Regions from separate parts of the Homo sapiens genome. Here region 1 is linked to region 2. Evidence: read pairs that join two places in POLR2A ChIA-PET (ENCODE). Cell type or tissue: B cell. All regions are shown on one strand. Links, peaks and the distances in the headings refer to the core of each region. The heading gives the core; the rest is flanking DNA.

Region 1 (10,794 bases), core at 1,478-9,477, 57 kb after region 2:
TTTCAGTTTTATGCAATTAATATACATATGTGTAGATTAATAAATGGAATATTATAAGTAGATTTTTAACGATTTCACTTAGAGGCTTAAATATTTATATGTTCAAATTGGCAAAAAATGTTTTTAAAATTTTCTGTTTCAAAAAATAGGCATTGGCTTTGTAATTGGGAGGGACTTGTATTCAGGTGTGTAGATAATTAAGGAAAATGTAAGGAAAGGGACTAATTAGGAAGAAAGACAAAGACAAACAGCCTCCCTTTCCTTTGTTTATACTTCTTAGCAATTATCAGTGCAACATTTTAGAATAAGAAAATACTTCTAAGTCATTGAATTGTAGACTTGCCTGGGCTTGTTCTTGGGCCAGTGAGGTTTTTAGAAGAAAGCTCACTTCCTGCAGTAGCCATGGCAACTTCAACAATACAGGCCCTACCCTGCCAGCTCCAATCTGTCCAACAGATTCCCAGGGAGGAGAAATATGTTATCACAATAAGAGATGATTTCCAACTTTTAACATTTTTAAGTAGGATATTTATTGTTATTCAATTCATAAATCCACTCATCTTCAATCTCAGCTACCTACCACCTCAAAAACACATATACATGTTGCCAGTGGAGGGCCTTGACTACAAGTTGTCCAGGTTTTTGGCATTTTGAACCAAGAATTGGACAAAATGCACAAGCAAAGCAATGAAAGAATGAAGCAATGAAAGCACAGATTTATTGAAATGAAAGTACACTCCACTCAAGAGCACTGGTTACAGAATTTTCTGGGGTTTAAATACCCACTACAGGTTTCCCATTGGTTACTTGGTTACACTCTCCATAAATGAAGACTTGGCCGACGACCACTCTGGTCACAGGAGGTGACCAATCAGAGGCTGAAGTGAAGTTACAAAGTTAGACATGAAGACTTGGGCCACGACCTGTCTGATTGGTTGCAGGAGGGGACCAATCAGGGGTACTTTCCATTTTTCATCGGCTATGCAGTGTAAAAGGAGTAGCCTCTGATCCTTTTGTTATGTGGGTGTGGAGAGGTGGGGTTTTCCTTTTGATTAAGTTCTAGGAAGTCAGTGAATCAGCCATGGATTCCCTGTCTCCAGACTCTATTTATTCTCCTACCTCACACCCACACACAAACACACACACCTTCATTTGCTCCATCTTTTTTTATCTAATTCTCTCAAAGATAACCAACAGAATTTTGGTAATCTTGGGATGCAGAATTTTGGGATGCAGCCATTGAGTGAATTGCCCACAGATTTGAAGTTGTAAAATGCCTTTTCTGCCTGCCTGAAACACAACCACAGAAATTCCAGTTGCATGCCACACTCTGATTTAAAAACCAGGAGATTCCCTGGAAAGTATTTTTACTTCTATGTTCAAGGAAATATTCACCAGGATGGAGACCCCTCAGCAGAATCTAGAGGAAGCACTGCTCTCTGAGTTCACTTATCTTATATTTTTTCTACTATCTGCCCAGACAAACTCTTGAATTTGAAAGAAAAATTCTTAAACTTACTCAAAATATTTAACCAAATCAATCTGCTGGGCTTTTCTAATTGCAAGTGATAAGCAATGAGGGAAATATATTGCTCTCATTGTTTTAAATACTCTTTCTCTTACCTTTCCTCTGCTCTACCACAACCATTCTGCTTACATGGTTGACCCTTGAACAACATGGGTTTGAGTTGCTCAGATCTGCTTACTTGCAGATTTTTTTCAGTAAAAGTTACACTGAGTGTGCTGCCTCCCCTTCCACCTCTTCCAGCTCTGCCACCCCGAGACAGCAAGACCAACCCCTCCTCTGCCTCCTCCTCCGCAGCCTATTCAACATGAAGACAACAAGCATAAAGACCTTTATGATGATCCACTTCCACTTAATGAATAGTAAATATATTTTCGCTTATGATTTTCTTAATAACATTCTTTTTTTTTCTAGCTTACTCTATTGTAAGAATATGGTATATAACACATATAACATACTAAATATGTGTTAATTGAACTGTTTATGTTATCTGGAAGCCTTCTGCTCAAAAATAGACGATAAGTTAAGTTTCAGGGAGTCCAAAGTTATAGAACACACACAACCCCATTAAAAAGTGGGCACAGGACATGAACAGACACTTTTCAAAAGAAGATGTATGCGTGGCCAACAAGCATATGAAAAAATGCTCAACATCACTAATCATCAAAGAAATGCAAATCAAAACCACAATGAGATACCACCTCACAACAGTCAGAATGGTTATTATTAAAAAGTCAAAAAATAATAGATGCTGGCAAGGCTGCAGAGAAAAGAGAACACTTATACTCTGCTTACACACTGTATTATAAATTAGTTCAGCCACTGTGGAAAGCAGTTTGGTAATTTCTCAAAAAACTTAAAACAGAAGTACCATTTGATCCAGCAATCCCATTATTAGGTAAATACCTAAAGGAATAGAAATATTTCTACCATAAAGACACATGCACACAAATGATCATTGTGGCACTGTTCACAATAGCAAAGACATGGGGTCACCCTAGGTGCCCATCAATAGTAGACTGAATAAAAAAAATGTGGTACATATATATCATGGAATACTATGCAGCCATGAAAAAGAATAAGATATTGTCATTTGCAGCAACATGCATGGAGCTGGAGGTCACTATCCTAAGTGAACTGACAAAGGAACAGAAAACCAAATACTGCATGTTCTTTCTTATAAGTGGGAGCTAAGCACTTGAGTACACATAGACATAAAGGAGGGAATAACAAACACTTTAGCCTAATTGAGGGTGGAGGGTGGGAGGAGGGTGAGGATCTGAAAACTACCTATGGAGTACTATGCTTATTTTAATACATGGGTGATTAAATAATTTGTACACCAAACCCGTGAAACCAATGTACCTACGTGACAAACCTGCACATGTCTCTCTGAAACAAAAACAACAGACAAATAAATAAATAAATATATCTGATAGAATTCTGAAAAAAAAGTTATACAAAGATTTTCAACTGTGCAGGTGTGGGTGTCATTGCCCCAAACCTCACCCCTGTAAAGGGTCAACTGTATATTAAGGAGGGGAGACAGTGGTAAAGGAATACCCTTCAGTAGTGAGTATGATGTGCATATGAACAGGTGACATGATGACATAATTTTTATATTCCAGGCTTAGCATTTGAGAGAAATGTGTGCTATTTGTAAAGAAAAAAAAAGTCAATGGACACATGAACATCCTTAAAATGACTAAGTTATCACAAATGAATCTGAGAAAACAAACACTCCTGTTCTGTAATCTTTGGGGCAGGCAAAAGAAGAGCTGAGAAAGGCTGATGAAGTCAACTCTTGGTGGGTTCCTATGATGCACTTTCCCAAAGAGCTTGACCCTTCCCCATGGAGATTTAGTCCTATTAACCTCGCTGAAAAAAAAATAGGGCTTTCCTGGGAAAACACTTTTGGGGAGTGTAGCATACTTTATGTCCTTCTTGGAGATCTATAATGTACGTTCACTTATTAAAGCTTTTGAAAAGTTCTGCAGTAAAAACCTATTAAACTTTGTTTAACCTTGTGTTTAGATTTTAAATTCTAGAACTCATTTGAGCATAGAGATTCCTTTTGCACATAACTCCTATTAACATCACATAGGACCACTATTTCTTAGACTATATATATCTAGGGAACTGCAATGTTAGTCTATTATATTTCTTATTTGTCTTTAAAACAACTAGTTTCTTATCTGTAATTGGAAAAAGCTGCAGACACCCATTCCCACCCCCGACCAAAGCCCAACCTCATGTGATTACTTTACAACCTAAGGACTAGCTTCTTCCTGTCTCCTGAGAGGTGTTCCTGTGGCCAGGGCTGGAGCCAGAGGCCAAGAAGGTGACCCTGCCAGGTATGAACATCTGCAGCCTGAGGTGCACTTCAAAGTCTTGCTCTCAAAAAGTCAGGACTGCACCTTTCTCACCTGCAAGCTGTTAGAAATGCAAACTCTCAGGCACCACCCCAGATCTACTAAGAAAGAAACTTTATTTTCACCAGATTCCCAAGGTGACTTACCTGCAGTGATCCAGCACCCACAGGGGAGAAGCAGAGAGAAGGTGTCTCATTCTGGAAGAGGCTGGGGAGCCAGCTTGCCTGGCGTTGACACCGAGTGTTCATGCAGAATAACCCAAAGTCACAGCAGTGTGCAGCTCTGCACATCTTGAGGGTGTAATGGGGATCAGTGTAGGGTCCGAGAAAAGCCAGGAGGATAACTTGGAATCTCTTCAGGGAAGTGGAAGAGGACTGGCCCAGGGAACTGAGACCAACAGACACAGCAACCCTGGAGGTATTCCCAACGTGATTCCTTGGGAATCACAGGGAGCCCAGGCCTTAGGGGGATGTAGCTTCTCATGAGAGTCAGGTGAGAATGATGGGAGCAGCCCTTCACAGGTGTGGCACCTCAAACCAGCTGGTGTCAATGACCCCCACCTCCCAGATGAACAACTCGGTGGCAAAGAAAATACTGTGATTGCATGCAAATATGAAATCAGGCCTCATCCTGGATTACCTTCACATTCACTGAACAAATTAGTATTTGGTTGGAGCTTTTGTTAATTCTTCAGTCCTCACCCACTAAATGCATGCACACATGCTTACTAAAAACAGAGAAAAAAAAATACCTAGACCTCATACTTGTGAATAGCACAAGACGATTTTTCAATCTCTGCCTCTTCATACATTCGGAAACCTCCTTGCTCACACACACTCACACACACACACACACACGTATGCAAGAGCGTACAGAACTTCTTATTCTTTTTTTGGGTAACACTTAGCACATATTAAGGACAAAAAAGTCATAGACCTCGTAGAATTATAGTTTTTAGCATAGCAATGATTTTGTAGCTCAGAGGAGGTGGCTCTTCATTCCATTGCCTGCTATGAGTTTTGTCTCACATTGCTGGGCACCTCTAGCAGATATATGGTATGTGCAGTGCTTAAAACATTGCCCAGAAAAACATATAAAATTGAGGATATAAATAATTTCACCTTCCCCGTGCCCCCACTTTCCTCTTGCCTCTTGCTGATAAGAAAAAGATTAACTGGATTAATTGGCATGTGTCATCCAAGAATCTCAGTAAGTCTAGAAACATGAAGTCTCCAGGCTCAGTTATGAGTGGAGCTGGTTCCATCTTCATTTCCTGAGGCCCAGGAAGGTAGGGGGCATGGTCAAGGTCACAGCCCTAATTAGAAACTGCCACCTAGACTCATAGGTGCTCAGCCCACCCCCGAGGTGCACCCATGCCTGGAGAAATAAAAGGCATAGCCAGTGGGCTCTTAGAACGATGACACACATGAAAAGACCTCCCATGCGATCCACAAATTTCACTGCAGATGGGAAAACCTTTCAGAAAGTGTCTCAACCTATTTTTTTCAAACATTGTGAATTTTGGCAAAAACTTTTGTGATTTGAAAATGCAACGTTTACCCTTAATTTAAACCCTTGTGTATTTTCGAGGGAAATTTAAGTTAAAAAACATGTATTTCTGGTTAAATGGAAGCCTGTGTTCCGTGAAAGGAGGAGGCGGGAAAGTCAGGTGGCTGTTGCAGGCTGGTTCCCAGGGGGATTTGGGTAGAAGCTGTTGAAGTTGGAGAAGTAAACTGTCAGCTGAGGAGGGGTGGGTGGGGGAGCTAGAAAAACAGAAAAAGGAATGGGCATGTTGCCCTGGGGATGGTCAAAGGAGGCAAATCAACAAAGTGCTGAGGTGGAGAGGCCTGGCTGGGGATCTCATGAGTCTAATAGCACCCAGAGGTTGGCAAGGCCATGTTACCTAAGTGTCCTAAGGCCACAGGGCAGAAGTAGGGAAAGCAGTCATGTAGTTTGTTGACTATAATTTTCACCGTTACTTCTCCAAGACAGTGATAGGTCCCTTGAAGGCAGGAATCACACTGCATTGATCTTTGTATCCTTGAGGCCTGACATAATGCTTAGCTGCATACAAATGATGCTGCAAAAATAGATGATAAGTAAATGAGAAAAATAAGGTATTTCCAATCCAAACCACCAAAAGCTAATTAAGTCTAGACCAAGACCTTCATGATTAGAGTTATTTGTTAATAGTCATAGAATACCTCTTAAACTGGTAAAATAATTGTTTGACTTAGTGAAATAAAAAAAAAATCCACTGGTTGATGTAGTACAGAAAAATAAAATAAAATAGAAAAACTTCATCAAACTCTGTTCAGTTTAACAGTCAGATTAACCCAGCAGCTGAACCATGGCTGTAGGTGGACACGGCGTCTCCTTCCCCTCCCATGCCCCCGCTCCTGACCACTGCTTGATTTTCCTGCCTTCTCTTTGATTTTTAAAATCTACTAGCTCTTGATGAAAACATGAAATTATGCTACACGGGCTCACTTTTCATTCTGAATCTCATAGATAGCTAATTCCTTTGTAATCTCATAGATAGCTAATTCCACAAGCCCTAGGGGTGGAGCAGCTGCTGTCTGGGCTCAGACCTGAGGCAGACCTGGGCAGGAGCTCCATGCACACAGAGCCTGTCTTGACTAAAGGAGGGAAAAACCAAACCTCAGATCTTAAGCAGTGCACAGCCTCTCATCCTCCTACAATCTGGCAAAGTGGTGCACAAGTGCACATCACTAAGGATCAAAGCAGGTTAGAGCAGAAAGAGATTTCAGGGATTTCCTAATTTTGTCAATGAGCCCATTGACAAAATCACAGCCCATGACCACGTGGCTGGCTGGAGAAGATTGGGACCTGGATTCCCTTCTCTTTGGGTCAGTGGGCTTTCTTTTGCAGACACTTCATACTTGTGGCCAGTGGAGGCAAGGTAGGTCACTGCTGGCACCAGGGAGAGACTCAAGGACATTGTGAACGGGGGAGCTGGGCATTGTGTCAACTAACTTTGGCTTACATACATACAGTCAGCCCGGACCATGGGCTATTGATATTAGCGTTGTTTGGAAAGTATTTCCAGGTCTTCTGGAACACCTGCGGTAGGAAGGCCTTCTGCCCTTTGTTGTGGGAACATATAAATAGTTTGAGGCAATGTAGGTTACAAGCAGAAATGATGTCTGTCACTTTTAGACCGAAACATTTAATCGCTGGCATGGGACCCTCAGAGTCACTCTCTTTTTCCTTTTAGTGTGGCAACCAGTGACATTTGAAATGGTGGCTGCTCCTGCAGTTTGGGCTCCTGAGTGATGCTGATGAGCAGAGCTCACCCTGATGCGATGGGCCGATAGCCTGAGTGAGTGAGGCATGCGCTATAGGATTTGGAGGGCATTTGTTACTGCAGCAACACCCAACATATCCTGGTTGACAGAATCTCCTCTATCATCTCCAAGGCAATTGACTCTTTCTCTGTGCCTCTCTTCCCTTTCACTATCCCAACTTTCCCTCTAATTCACTTTCACCTTGTTTGGGGAGTCCTTTAATTTTTGTTTTTGTTGCTTTTTTTTTGCCTGCCAGATTTCATCCGTAGGAAAAGAGGAAGAGGAGCTGTGATATTGTGTGCTTCCATCAACCCTCCCACAGCATCTTTTTAATAATATCTGAGACTCACAAAAATATCTCACTCTGATGTTGCCTGGGAGCCCCAGGGATAAAAGATGAAGAAGTATGGTGTGCATTCACAAAAGAAAAAAGTAATTTTATAATATAAGTTAATAAATAGAACACTGGTAGAAAAGAGATTCAGCCTGTGATCATTATTTTGAAAGACAGTTAAGAGGAGAGTGATAGCAACTATCATCACGAACAAGGGGATTTCATTAGTTTTAGGTTAGTTTGCTTAAAGGACTGCATATTCTAAAGCTTTTTCTTCAATTAGTGATGGGCTATGTGCCATTCCAACTTTTATTATTAAATGTATTGACCATCTGTACCTCATAATTTAAAACATCTTTTTCTTTTAAAAATTTAATATTTTATAAACACAATGGTAGTACATGCTCAGTGAATAAAACTTGGAAAACACAGAGAAACAAAAAGAAAAAAGTTCTAGAATTTGCTCTCCTTCTATGACCCAGAAATAACCATTCAGCATTTTGTTCATTATCTTGGAGACTTTCAACTATACAAGTATACATGAATATAAATTATATATATATATGTGTGTGTGTACATATATATATTTTTTTTATTATTTTTTTCTGCTATAGACTGAACCATACTGCACCCCAGAAAGATTCATAGGTGGAAGCCCTAAGCTCCAATGTGATGGAATTTGGAGATGGGGCCTTTGGGAGATAAATAGGCTTAGACGAGGTTTTGAGGGTGGGGCTTTCATGATGTGATTAGTGCCCTTATAAAAAAAGACACCAGAGAGCTTTTTCTCCCTCTACTTCCCCTCACATGAGGACACAGCAAGAAGGTGACTGTCAACAAACCAAAGACGCTCTCACCAGAACCCAACCACAGTCACACCCTGGTCTCAGACTTCCAACCTCCAGAACCCTGAAAAACAAATTTCTGTTGTTTAAGCCACCCCGCCTATGGTATTTAGTTATGGAAGCCTGAGATGACCAATACGTGTGTGTGTGTGTGTGTGTGTGTGTGTGTACAATTATTGTTTAAAACTACCGAAGAATATTATGCGATGGTAGCTAATAGATATAGAGGTCCATAATGTTTGTTGTTTCTTTAAACTAGGGGATGTTATTGTATATTGGGAAGAATATACATTAATTATCAAATAAAATTGATGGCTAATTATAAAATACAATTGAAAGTCTAGTTACCAAATACAATTCTTCCTGCTAGGTTTCACTTCTTCAGTAAGAATTATTAGAAATAGGTAATTTCTTTGACTTAATATTTCCACTTGAAGAAATTTAATCTGTAAAACAGATATATGCAATAAAATTTATATTAAAATGTTTATGAAACCTTTATTGCACTGAAAATTAGAAACATACTAATGTTCAACATTAAGGGATTGCTTAAGAAAATCTGATACATTTATCAATACAATAGAATATTCCATAGCCTCTAAAGTTGTTTTGCAAATGAGTACAAGTAAAACTGGAGAGATCTGAATAAGATCAATGGAATGCTGTGATGTCAATATCCTGGTTGCCAGGTTGTACTATAGTTTTGCAAACTGCTACTATTGGGAGAAATTAGATAAAGGGTACACAGAATCTCTGTAGTATTTCCTACAACTACATGCAAATCTATAATCATCTCAAAATAAGTTTAATTTTTCAAATAATGAAAAAAATTGTGGGAATGGTTTATGAAGGACAATAGTACTTGAGGATGAATTCTTGTTCTGAAACGCTAAAGTAATAGATTAATGTTATGGTAGAGAATTCTGTGAAGGTAGCCAAGCATTTTGCTGAGTGTGCTTTAAATAGATAACATTGTATTTTAGAAAAGGAATTCCACTGCCTAACCCACTCTGCAATAGCGTATTCCTTGTTTTGTGAATTTTTTTAATTTAATGTAAATAAGCAGAAAAATAATACATAGAAAATGTAATTTGTTCATTTGTTTCCCAGAAGTGTAGTGGCAAGAATCTCCAAAAAATATATTATGGAAGAATATTTATTGACTTGAGGATTTGTTAACAAAGTCAAAATACAGATTAGAAAAGGGTATAGTGTAATAGAGAAGAAGTTTATGGCTATCTTAGTGTTCCCACTGGTTCCTCCTCCTGGAAAAGCAGGTGAACCCAGCCATGCTCTCATAATGATACAGAAACACAGGAGCCCAGGCCTACCTCTGGGCTTAAAACCAGGACATCATCCCTTCCACCTTATTCTTTACACCAAAGCATGTCACATGGCAAGCTGAGAGTCAAGGATGGGGCAGGTCACTCCAGCCATGTTGGGAGGACACTGCAAAGTTACGTGGCAAAGGGCTTCTTTATATAGATGAGTGAAGAAACGGGGCCATTCTCACAATCCACACAACCCCATGCTCTTCTCTACTTGCTCTCACCTTTCTCTGTGAAGGAAATGTAAATGGGCCTTTGCAGAAAAGCTCTTCAAAAGGGTTGTCTGGCTTCTGGCATATATTTGAAGAATGAATGAAAAAAAAATGCTGAATATTATATTTTCAGCCTTTGCAGCCTGATATAAATCTCTTTAAAATTTGCATTTCTTTTCTAGTGATTTTGAAGGTATTGGTCATACTTATTGGATGTTACGTTGTTCCTGTTGTGAAATGCACTGCCTTCCACACTAGCTAGTACTTCCCATGCCTAGACTTTCTAGTGCTGCCTTGCAAGGGTTGGCTTGCTTCTCACTGGCATTTCCTTCACAGTTACTTGATGCTTGAGTTTTCAGTTCTGTTGATCTTTTTACCTGTTCTCCATCTTTCAAAAATTTTATTTCCTTTGTCCATTGTCTCTTCTTCTGTTTATAATTTTGTATTATTTTTATTCATTTTTTTGCCATTTTGGTAGTAACATAAATAATATAACAAAAAATAACAAACATTTAATCTGTCATATATATTATGAATATTATTTCCCAGTTTATCACTTGCATTTTTTTTTAATGCTAGATGTATTAGTCAGGGTTCTCTAGAGGGACAGAATAAGATAGATGTATATGTGAAGGGGAGTTTATTAAGGAGAATTGACTCACACGATCACAAGGTGAAATCCCATGATAGGCTGTCTGCAAGCTGAGGAGGAAGGAAACCAGTCCCAGTCCCAAAACCCCAAAAGTAGGGAAGCTGACAGTGTATCCTTCAGTCTGTGGCCGAAGGCCCGAGAGCCCCTGGCAAACCACTGGTCTAAGTGCGAGAGTCCAAAAGCTGAAGAACTTGGAGTCTGATGTTCGAGGGCAGGAA
Region 2 (10,794 bases), core at 1,320-9,319:
TGTGAGGGTGAAAGGGTGTCCGTGAGGATGCCAGCTTTTGCTCCCCGCTCCCAAACATCACTCACTGTTATGATGAAGTCTTAACCTAGCATCTCTCATCATTTCTGTGGGAGGGATTTTCCTATGAATCACTTCCACATTTGAACATCCCAGGCGAGGGCCCTTGATGCTATTTTCCTCTCAGGAAATATTTATTCCCTTGTAATATTTTCATTTCTTGGCTCCTTGAAGAGTGATAGAGTCTCACTCTGCTTGTCACTCTAGGACACAGAGGACAGAGTGGTTGCTCTGTGTTCTTTCTGAAGCCCTGGAGTTGGAGATGTAGGCAGCCATTGATGGAGGCTCAGTATTTAGAGTGTCCTCGACAATGAGGTTCTTTCTGCTAAGTGCCAGGAATTGTTCTTTTGACTTCAACCTTTTCTTTCACAGCCTTGGTATTATTCGTCAGTGTTTTCACACACACGCACAGGAGGGTCTGGGGGAATGTGTTGGGAGATGTCACAGGCCAGCCCAGAACTGGTGCCCACATTTCCACCCCCTCTCTAAGAGGAGGCTGAGGAATGTGGTCCAGCCATGAGCCCTGAGAGGTGAGGAGATTGGTTTGCTGGGTGTCTAGCCAGGCTCCAACCAGGATAAGTGTTGGAATAAGGCAAGAGAGTTGGTTAAGAGAATACTTACAAGGCTGGGGACAGAGCCTGCACACAGCTAGAGACTGAGAAATGCGAGGTCCGGTGGAACTCAGCCCCTGCCCTCAGGAGTCACAGTTGAGAGATAGAGATGCTATCAGATTATCTAACTGTGGGAGAATCCTATGGTGCTGGGGAAACGCCTGCTGTGCCACGAACAGAGCTGTGAGAGTGGAAAGGAGGGAAATGTAGGCTACTGGCTTGGGCTTAGGGGAGGTTTCACAGCAGAGGATCCATCAGAGTGAGTCAGAGAGGAGTGAATATGGGTTTGTGAAGAGGAGACGTGGACAATGGGTATGAGCAGAGGGAAGGCGCTGAGCTGGGTGGTCCAACATGAGTGGAGAGTGAGGCCACAGAGTCCATCGGGGAGATGGGGGTGGAACTGGTCTGTGGGGATAGATGGCAGGGAGTCTTGGGTGCTGCTATGTAGGTAGTAGGTCATTGTTAAAGGTGGGGGGGAGGGCAGGGGAATGACATGATTGGATCCATGTTTTAGGCAGTAGGTCTGGTGACCAGTGGAGAATGAATGGAAAGTAGGAACAGCAGGGGGCAGGGAGCTCAGTGAGGAAGCTGTTTCCACACCTGGGGCAAGAGGTGTCAGCAAAGATGCAAGGATGGCAAGTGGGAGGTGGTTCAGGTGACTTCTGCAGGGATTTGATATGGCCAGTGAGGGGTGCCGCCCTTTGATTTGCTCCATCTTTGCTATCTCCCTGCCCCCAACACATGCTGGTGTTCCATTTCCCTTTGAGAGTCATGGGATATGAAACCCCAAATGCTACTTTAAATGTTAGTAATTACAACAGAGAATGCAGACAATGTTATTCATTTCTCTTCTGATTTAACAGTGGGAGGTCCCTGTTGATTGGAGAAGTAATGCTAACAGTAACATTTCTGAGCTTTGTGTTTTAAATCCCCTCCTGGGCATTATTAAGCAGGCCTGACCTCACCAGGAAAACTCATAGTCAGTACAGCATTTACTAAGTAAACGCCAGGCACTGTTTTAAGGACTTTTTGTTATGTTAACCCATTTTATCCTCATAATAAGGAAGGTGATGCCAGAAAAATTATCCAAAACTTGAAACGAAGGCTAAAAGGTGAGAGACATGTTCTTTCAATATCATAGGAGAGAAAAGGCCACTCAAGGATTTTCTTGAATAATGTCCTTGATTTACCTCATCACTCAACTTTGATTAAAGTTCCAAGGCTTAAGGAAGTCACTTGTTAATTTGAAGACTTTGGTCCAGCAGATTTACAAATAATTTATCATCAGGGAAACCGAGAACCTCAGTGATTTATGGCATGTTGGACATTACCCAGATTATATCTAACCTGGCAATCTTATCCTAATATTTCTCTGTTAAATTTTCTGTAAATATCCTTACTCCTCAGATGCCCTTTGAGGGTCATAACATTCATTTTTAACTCACACAAAGAGTTAAAAAATAAAGGATTTTATGTTTTCTAAAAATTCCATTTTGAAAATTATCATTTGCACAGAGAAATTATGGGGTTTGCCCAAGGACAGAGAGATTCAGTTGGTAAAGCTGGGATTCTCACTCAGGAAGTCTGGTTCCAGGGAAGTCCTGTATTTACCCACCATGTATTAGTGAGCAATTTTCTCCATTCTTAACTGTTCTGGATTTCTCTTCCTGCTGAATCCTACGAGTATTTATTTCATTTAACAAATATGCACTGAGCTGCTACTATGTGGCAGGTTCTGGATTAACCTACATGGTAAATTGTATTAATGTTGTATAGTACACGTATACAAATTAGCTCTTATCTATGTGTTCAGGAACTAAAAAACAAAACAAAACAACCAAAAACCAGGCAAGGAAACTTCTGGGCAATTACATAATTTGCTGTGTCATTTCTTTAGAGTCTTGTGATTATCTATGAATATGGCATATGGTGAACCAAGTGTATTTGCCACACAGGTAGAGAGAGAAACCAGAATGGGTAAAAATCAGGCTCTTTGATGATGGGGTTCAGGCCCATGTAAAGTCCAAGAGTTAGGTATTTTCTAGAACCTTGAACCCATCAAAGTCTTATTAGTAAAACCACACAAGCAAAATGATGTCACACGAAAGTCTCCTTCTGCCAAATCTCTGCCACCATGATCTGCTTCAAAACGATGGCTGCCTGGAGTTTCTCCACCTAATTTTCATCTTAATGCTGGTCCTTTATGCTAGAGTCTGTTCAAGCAATTATGAGTAGTGGTTTCCTTCTATTCTGGCGGCCAGTATGTTCTGTCATTTTAAAGGCGTTGCTGCCTTTAGATAATGAGAGTATAGAATAAAGGGCCTGGAATATCCATGGCCACACCTGTATTTCTATCTCTCTGTTCCCTGAGAACATTTGGCAAGTGTTGGTGATAAATGCTCTATTCTTGGAGAAAACTGGTACTTCCCATGACGTTTTGAAGTGTTTATCTCCAAGTCATGAATGGCAACTTCAACTCCCAAGTCAGGAAATTCAGCTACAGCCCAGAGAAGAAGGAAGTGATGCCACAGGAGTGTTTCCCAGTTAGGTGGTTCAACATTGAGGAAGACAAAGCTTAATTTACCATTTAGCTTTGCAGCCTCTTAATCACCCAGTAGTTGGCCAAGTTGCCTTAAGTGATCTTTTTTTATAGCTGAGGATAAGGCTGTAAGGACTATTCAGCACTCAAATTTTCAGATTCCAATTTTCAATTTCCAATGGGTCATATTAACTCCAGGATCAACTACCATATTTGGCTTCTAATAGAGCAAAATTCTAGGTGAAAACTGTTCTGTACTCCCCAGGTACTCCTCTCAAAAACAAAATTTAAGAAAATTGTAGTGTTACACTGATTACTATGATTACTGTCACATCTTCTGATTTAATCTAAAATTGCTCTAAGATGTGAAATAATTGAAAGCTAGTGAATGCCTGGCCTCATTCCTGATTCCGGGTGCATCCATCTCTGTGTCTCACTTGTCCCAACCCCAGGTGCCCATTGAATATGGGTTTTCTCCAAATGATTTGATGTCACACCTGCGTAAGTTACTCCTCAGCTTAAGTCAGCAGGAAGGAACATTAACCCAGGCCATCTAGTAGATTATCCATTGGCAAACTCAGGCTTCACAGGACCAACAGTCATGGCACTTCCATAGGGCATGACGTAAGCTGAGGGGTTGTCTCTTCTCCTTATATAAGCAGCCCAAGTAAAAGCCCAATTATGTTAAATCTAGAGAAGAACAAGAAGTCCCCAGACTCTCTTCAGTAAGAAAAAACTAATTTGCACATCTGAAGACAGCTAGTTTCAGGTTGATAACTGACAGCTCTAGGGAAGAACAGTTCACTCAGAGCTGCAGGACAGGTTCCAATATGAATCGCTTACTTTTATAAAGCACTTAACTGTTCACACAGATGCAGGGAAGGAGATTGATCACTCCACTACAGATCAGAGAAAGAACCCAGATGGTCCGAGCAGCTTGTCTAAGGTCACCGCTAGGGAGAAGTGGCAGGTCAGGGATGGGAGTCCATGCTTTCAAATGCAGCGGCCATGCAATCTCTCTGTGAGTGTCTCCAGGACAGGTTGCCATTTGTGCCCATAGAAAATGCACTTGAACACTTCTCCTGAGTGTGACATGCTCTGTGGAGGGAAATGTCCATTATCTGGGGGCACAAACATCTTTCTTGGAGAATAATGTGATCGAAAATTCCCATTGCTTCTCCTCCCTTGAGATGGAAACAAGTTGGGGAGAGGTATGCAGTGAACAATTCAGAAGAACCAATAACCAAGCTAAGTTAAGGCAGATATGCAGATGGAATTCCAGTAGGTTTGATTTCCACATGAGATGCCCAGCTGCATTTTTCCATCACTTTTTATGGGCCTCTAAGGAGCTGTGAAAAATACCTGGTCTGTAGGGACCAATGTTCTGAAGTAAGCAGCTAGGAAAAAATCCTTCTTTAATATGTCTTGAAGTGAATTCATGATTGCACCAGAAATATATCTTAATACAACATGAGCACATCAATAACCCAAAAAGCAGAAGTGCTTCCAAAGCACTTCAAGTGGACGTTTGATTAACATCTCACAGCTCTAGACATTTGGAAACTCTCTGCATCCAGGTTGCACAGAAATCCATGTGCCTGGCAAAACACAGGGGGCGGGTCGCTGAACTGAAGCTAGAGCTTACGGCTTTGCAAGAGCAAGGGTTGGCAACCTCTTAAAAACAGGGAGTGGTAAGTCTGTGATCTTTGTTCTGGCAGAGCAGTCACAGCACAGGCCTAGAGGGCCTGGCCATATCTCTATATGTGTTCCTTTGGGCGTGGTATGGGCCAGCATGGGGAGAGCCTATGGCAGGGATCAGGGACTGATGGCTGGGGATGGGTGTGTAAAAAAGTGTCTGTTGCTGGAGTAAATTTCAGAGGACTCACCTCAGCTCACCAGTACGTCTCCAGCACTTTGTGTTGAATTTGTGAGCACCTATTTTCTTTATGTTTTACATTCCTGCTACCTGTTTGTGGCAGAGACGCTATTGGCCATCAATCCATCAGCTATAGCCTGTACTTTCTTTTGCTCACAGGACTTCACTGCAGTCACCCTCCTCTGAGAGGTTGTATCGGCTGGGTCCCTCCCCATACTAGGGAGGGAAGCTCCACTGGTCTAAGCTAATCATAGTGGTGTCATTCTAAGTGAATGAAACTACAGAATAATTATAACTTGGAGTGAGATGGTTTGGGGATCAACAAGGCTTCCAGTTGGCCAGAGGGTGGACTCTGTGTAAGATTATGTGTAAGATGACGTAACCTGAAAATATAGATTAGAATCAAGCTATTGGGGTACTTTGAATGATAGGCCAGGAAGTTTAGATTTTGTTCATGTCATTGTTTGGTTCAGATAGTTTATTTGGAAGGCCATCTCTGGGGGCACAAAAGGGAAGAAGTAGGGGAAGTGAGATAGGGAAGGGAGAAACCAATGAAACATTTGTTAAATGAGTGATTTGCTGCTGTGAGCAATGGGAGCTCAGCCCTGCTGGGCCCCCTGAGAAATGGAGAAACACACTTTAGAATCCATCTACCGGAGATAAGGAGACTGAGGAATTCAGCAAGTGATTCCCAACCCCTATTGGTTGAGGTTGCCCTCAGCAGTGTTGACTTTTCCCAACTTCTGGGTTATACCTTTTGTAAAACAAGCTCCCTTGATGCTGGAGAAAACTTTTAGGAAGAATAGAAAAGAGACACACGCCTTTGAAGTGGGAAACTGTCTTGGGAGCTCATGTTGTAGGTGAACGCAGGCTGAGGGGAGGTGGACCCAGGCACCAACAGCATCTGCTACATTCAGTAATTAATGGAAGACACAGAAAATGTTTGAATAGGTAAAGGACATGATTAGAAGTTATCCTGAAGAGTTTTTTTTTTTTTTTTCTGTAGACAGTGTATATGATGGGTGGGAATTCACATTTTTATTCAAAAGACAATTTTGAGTCCTGTGCAATATGCTAGGAATATGGTAAGGAATAAATCTTCTGACTTCAAGAAGCTCACTATATGGAAACTAGGGCTATTTTGTAGAAGATGAGGAGGCTGTGCTAATGGTCAAGTGTGAAATAATGAGGAAGCAAATTAAAGCCATGGCAAGGGAAGGCAGAAAGGATAAAATGGTTGGAGATAAAATTGCAGAGATCAAATGAAGAGGTCGCAATAGCTTCTTGGACAAGGAGGTTGAGAGTGAGGGAGAATTCATAGATGACTAAAGTTTTGGTTATGGCTATTTGAGAATATCACACTGCCAACAACAGAATCTTAGATGCTGAGAAAAGAGCTATATTGGAGGATGGCACAGAGGCTGGGAAAATGATTACCATGGCAAAGACACAACATATGCACATGTCTGATTTCCGTTAGCCATTTATTGGAAATGGCTTTTGTTTCAGGAACCATGCCAGTCACTGTACTAAAGTCTAGTTACAAAGACTAATGAAAAATGATTTTTATTCTCAAGGGACTTACAGACCCTTTGTGAGGGAGGTGGTTTTCTAGATATGTGAGGAGTCATGATCAGACCACTAACGGAGGGAAGAGAGTGTTAAGAAAGGCTTCTTGAAATATATGACATTTGAGCCAAGTTTTTTGGGGGTATGGGGGAAAGAGATAGATGAAATGCTTTTATTCTAGAGGGCAGCCACTATGCATATAAATAAAACCACAGTTTGAATACATATGGAGAAGGACATACTAAATGTTCAAAGATATTCATGGCTTACAGAGCCTAAAAGTGTAGTGGGCTCTTGGCATCAAATTTCAAGATTTTCTGACTTCTAACATAAAATCTTAAAATCAAAGCCATCTATTTTTTAATCTCACAAATATTTGCAAATAAAACAATTCAGTAGAATTTTTTTTTATTTGTTCTATTTCATCTAAGGCAAAATCTTGTCAAAATTATCACAACTTCCTAGTGTTCTGAGCTGAGATGCGAAGGACAGATAGGAGTCTTCCCGGCAAAGACAGGCGTGGTCTAGATCATGGTTGCTATTGATAATTTATGCCACAGATGATAAGGAGCCATAAAAAGGGCTCCAGGTAGGGGAGTGTCACCATCAAATGTGTGTTTTAGGAAGATCCACGAGGCAGTGATGTGGGGAACAAGGGACTGAGGCAGGAAGACCATTTGCAGATGCTCTAGAGCAGCCGTTTTCAAAGTGTCTAGGGATGTTGGCGGTGCTCAAGATCTTCCTGGAGGTCCAGGAGTTCAAAACTATTTTCACAGTTACTAAGATGGTATTTGCTTTTTCACTTTCATTCTCTTACTGGTATACAGTGGAGTTTTCCAGAGGCGAAGTGACATGTGATGACAGCATTTCTCTGATGGCTGGTCAAATGTGCTTCGCTATTTTTGTGTGTTTTAAACATTCCTTTCTACTTTCTAGTTAATTTCTAAAGTGGCCTATGTCCAATATGGTAAATATTGATTGGTACAACCCTCATGAACAAAAGCACTTTGAGATTCTCAACAATTACTGAGTGTATAGAGGTTTTAGTACCAACAAGTCTGAGAACCACTGCTTTATAGATATTTACCAACTTGATTTAGAAAAATAGCCATTTAAGGAAGGCAGGCAGAAATTCTCCAGTTATTTGGGTAAGAAAATGCAGGCAGAAAATCAGAACATGTTTGATTGATTGCTTGAGCAAACCCAAGGATAGATGGACAGATGGATGGATTGGGAACTCATCTGAAGAAAGCCAGTGTTTGAGTGCTGGCTCTGGGAGGGAGGAATGGAAACCTATCTGGCAGAACAGGGGAAACGAGCGGAGACAGGAAGGCGAGATATCACACTTACTGACTCCCAGCCTGTTCTCTGCCTGGCCACAGACTCTGATTGCCCCTTCTGCATTTGCACACTCACAGATTCCATCTCTGTGAGATTGACCACAGGCCTTCTCCACCTCCCTCTGCCCTGTGCCGTACCTCGTTTCTGTGGGAACCCTTTTGGGAAAGGACCAATGATGACTTTACTTTTTGGACTGAGTTTATTTCACTTCAGCAACTATGTAGCCTGAGGATGGTATTCTCCCTCCACCCCAATTCCACATAAGGCAAATGACTGCATTCTCACAGAGGCAAAGAGCACATATATTTCTCCAGAAACGTAGTAATTGTTAAAGCTGGTTTTATGAGGGCTCCTTAGCTGTAATCTGATTCCCACATGATAATGTGTTGCAAATTACTAGTAAATGCTGTTTTCAGAAGTCTGCAAACTGATATTTGCTCTCAACAAATGAGTCGTTAGTAAAAAACAAAATGACCCTTCACATTCGTGAATGCCAATAAATCCAGGTTTTAAATCAAAAAGTCCTTGGTGAAATACATTTGGTGGACTCAATTTGCTACAACGCACAGAGCAGTAATCTGTGGCATGCAGAAACTGCTATCTAGGAATGATTCAGACAGAGGTGTTTTTACTCCTAGGGTGAACTTCTAGACCATACTATCCTGGAATGAGGGGGGCTGCAGCACTGCTCAGGGGCTCCACCATGGCTGTACTCGTAAGCCTACCACCTGAAGACCTTGATCCCTGATCCCCTCTGCCAGCTGTTCTTCCCAATTGACCACAGCCTTAAGCTTTTGCAGGGAAGAACTTGCTATTACTAACACAGAAACTCACAATCTCTTTTAAGATGATAACACATTAATCTCTGTTAAGCTGTTAACACATCTGTTAAGATGTGTTAACGGCTTAATAGGGCATTCTTCAAATGTGTTAGGTAGAGCTCTCAGTTCTGGGAGGTTAGAAAAAAAGTGTGTCATGATAAAATAATTTTTAAAAACTCTCTTTGACGAATCAGAACATATTAGCATTTTAAAGGCTCTGAAGTCCTTCAATAAAGACGCCCATTTAAATTACACTAATTTGATGAGGTGGCAGAGTCTATATGCCTGCTTCCGTTTTCTAAAAAGTTACATTTCCCAGGACTCCCCTGGGGGCTGGATGCAGGCATATGACCTAGACAGGACCAATCCGTGAGACCTGGGAGAGGAAGTCAGCACATCCAGAAGGGATTGCACCTCTTGATAAGCATGGGGCTGCAGGTATCTGGTTTTCCCGAGGTGGCTGTGATGGAGTGCCTGGCATCCACTCTCAAAGGCTATGGTTGCTCAGTCGTATGTGATAGCAGTAGTAGTGATGTCTCTGCTACAGATGTACCACAATGCAATTGGGCCTCATTTTCTGCCTGTTTTTGGCCCCAACTGTTTTATCCCTGGCTGTGTAGCACACAAGTCTGGCCTCCCAAGGAATAATAATAATAACGAATTCCCTTGCTAATTAAGCTAGATAGAGTGAATTCGGATTGCAATTCAAACTTTGGTACACTATGGCAGCTATCTAGTACTTAAGAATATCCCACAAAATTACTGGTTCATGGAACGTAAGTTTGGAAATGCTTTTCTTCAAAAATAGGACTTGGGGAGATTCCGAATCTTAATTCAAGGTAATGAAAGCTCTAAGGGTGGGAATTTCTGCTCCTGTGCTTGGCGATATCTGTCACGCTGGCTGTACAACGTGCTGTGTTTTTTGCTGTCTTTGGACTAGAAGCCTTTGAGGTACTTTCTAAATCTACAATCCCAGGAACACGTTAGCTGGACTAAGCACCTGTCCTTTATCTCACACCCTAGTAGGCCTTTGTGAGAAAATACAAATGTGTCAATAGTTTGATCGCCTATTGGGACTAACAAGAGGCTAGAGATTTATACATGGAATCATTCCACAATGCAAAAAGATAGAAAATTAAGTGCTACATTTTGAAGCTTAACATAGCTAACTTATTAAACACATAAATCAAAAGCAATTTTTTCCATTATTTAAGATTTCTTTATTTAAATTCACGGCTCATAGGCCAAATCAGCTTTATCTAAATTGAGTTCATGGACATGTTTTATTTTGCCCAGACAGGGTTTTGTTTAAAGGGAATCAGTGGACATTTGGAAAACTAGGAAATTTGACCTTCAAAGTTAAAAGAGCTGGCACTATGTGTGGAGATCATAATGCTATTCTCTGATACAAAGAATGTTTTTCTTTTTGTCTTTTGATCCCTAAAATTATTCTTCACAAAAAGACAACAGCCAACAGCTATCTGGTTCATTTTTATTTTTAAGTTCCCCAAATGTAAACATGTCCAGTAGTTCATGAGATGAATAGAAGAGCACCCACCTGATTTCTCATAGCTATGGGATGGAAAGAAGAAGGAGGAAGCAGCAGATGGAGGAAGTCAGAGATGGAGATTGAGAGTCTGGGTTTTAATCTGGTTTGGCTGTGTCCCTACCAAAATCTCACGTCAAATCGTAATCCCCACATGTCAGGGAAGGGACCTGGTAGGAGGTAACTAGATCATGAGGGTGGTTTGCCCTGTGCTGTTTTTGTGATAGTGAATGAGTTCTCACCAGATATGATGGTTAAAACTGTGTGCCAGTTCCCCCTTTGCTCTCTCTCTCCCCTGCTACCACGAGAAGACATACCTTGCTTCCCCTTCACTTTCTGCTATGATTGTATAAGTTTCCTGAGACCCCCAAGTCATGCTTCCTGTTAAGGCTGCAGAACTATGAATCAATTAAACCTCTTTTCTTCATAAACTA

The links. ChIA-PET counts read pairs that join two places held together with the same protein. Peaks named below come from ENCODE experiments on the same cell type or tissue, not always from the same donor. Only the 100,000 strongest peaks of a DNase experiment are listed, where the experiment ranks them.
Region 1: POLR2A ChIA-PET joins it to region 2 with 8 read pairs; 2 of 35 experiments call an interaction of 5 or more read pairs at or near these places.

What each region holds. Positions count from the first base shown.
Region 1 is chr13:50,721,175-50,731,968 of GRCh38, reverse strand. It overlaps a transcript of DLEU7 not described here. Among named protein-coding and RNA genes, the nearest start is that of DLEU7-AS1, 81 kb to the left of the region's middle. RefSeq lists an enhancer at 283-482. In B cell, for the core only: no CTCF peak of the experiment used is centred there; a DNase peak (open chromatin) is centred at 5,628.
Region 2 is chr13:50,778,064-50,788,857 of GRCh38, reverse strand. It overlaps a transcript of DLEU7 not described here. Among named protein-coding and RNA genes, the nearest start is that of DLEU7-AS1, 24 kb to the left of the region's middle. In B cell, for the core only: no CTCF peak of the experiment used is centred there; a DNase peak (open chromatin) is centred at 4,747.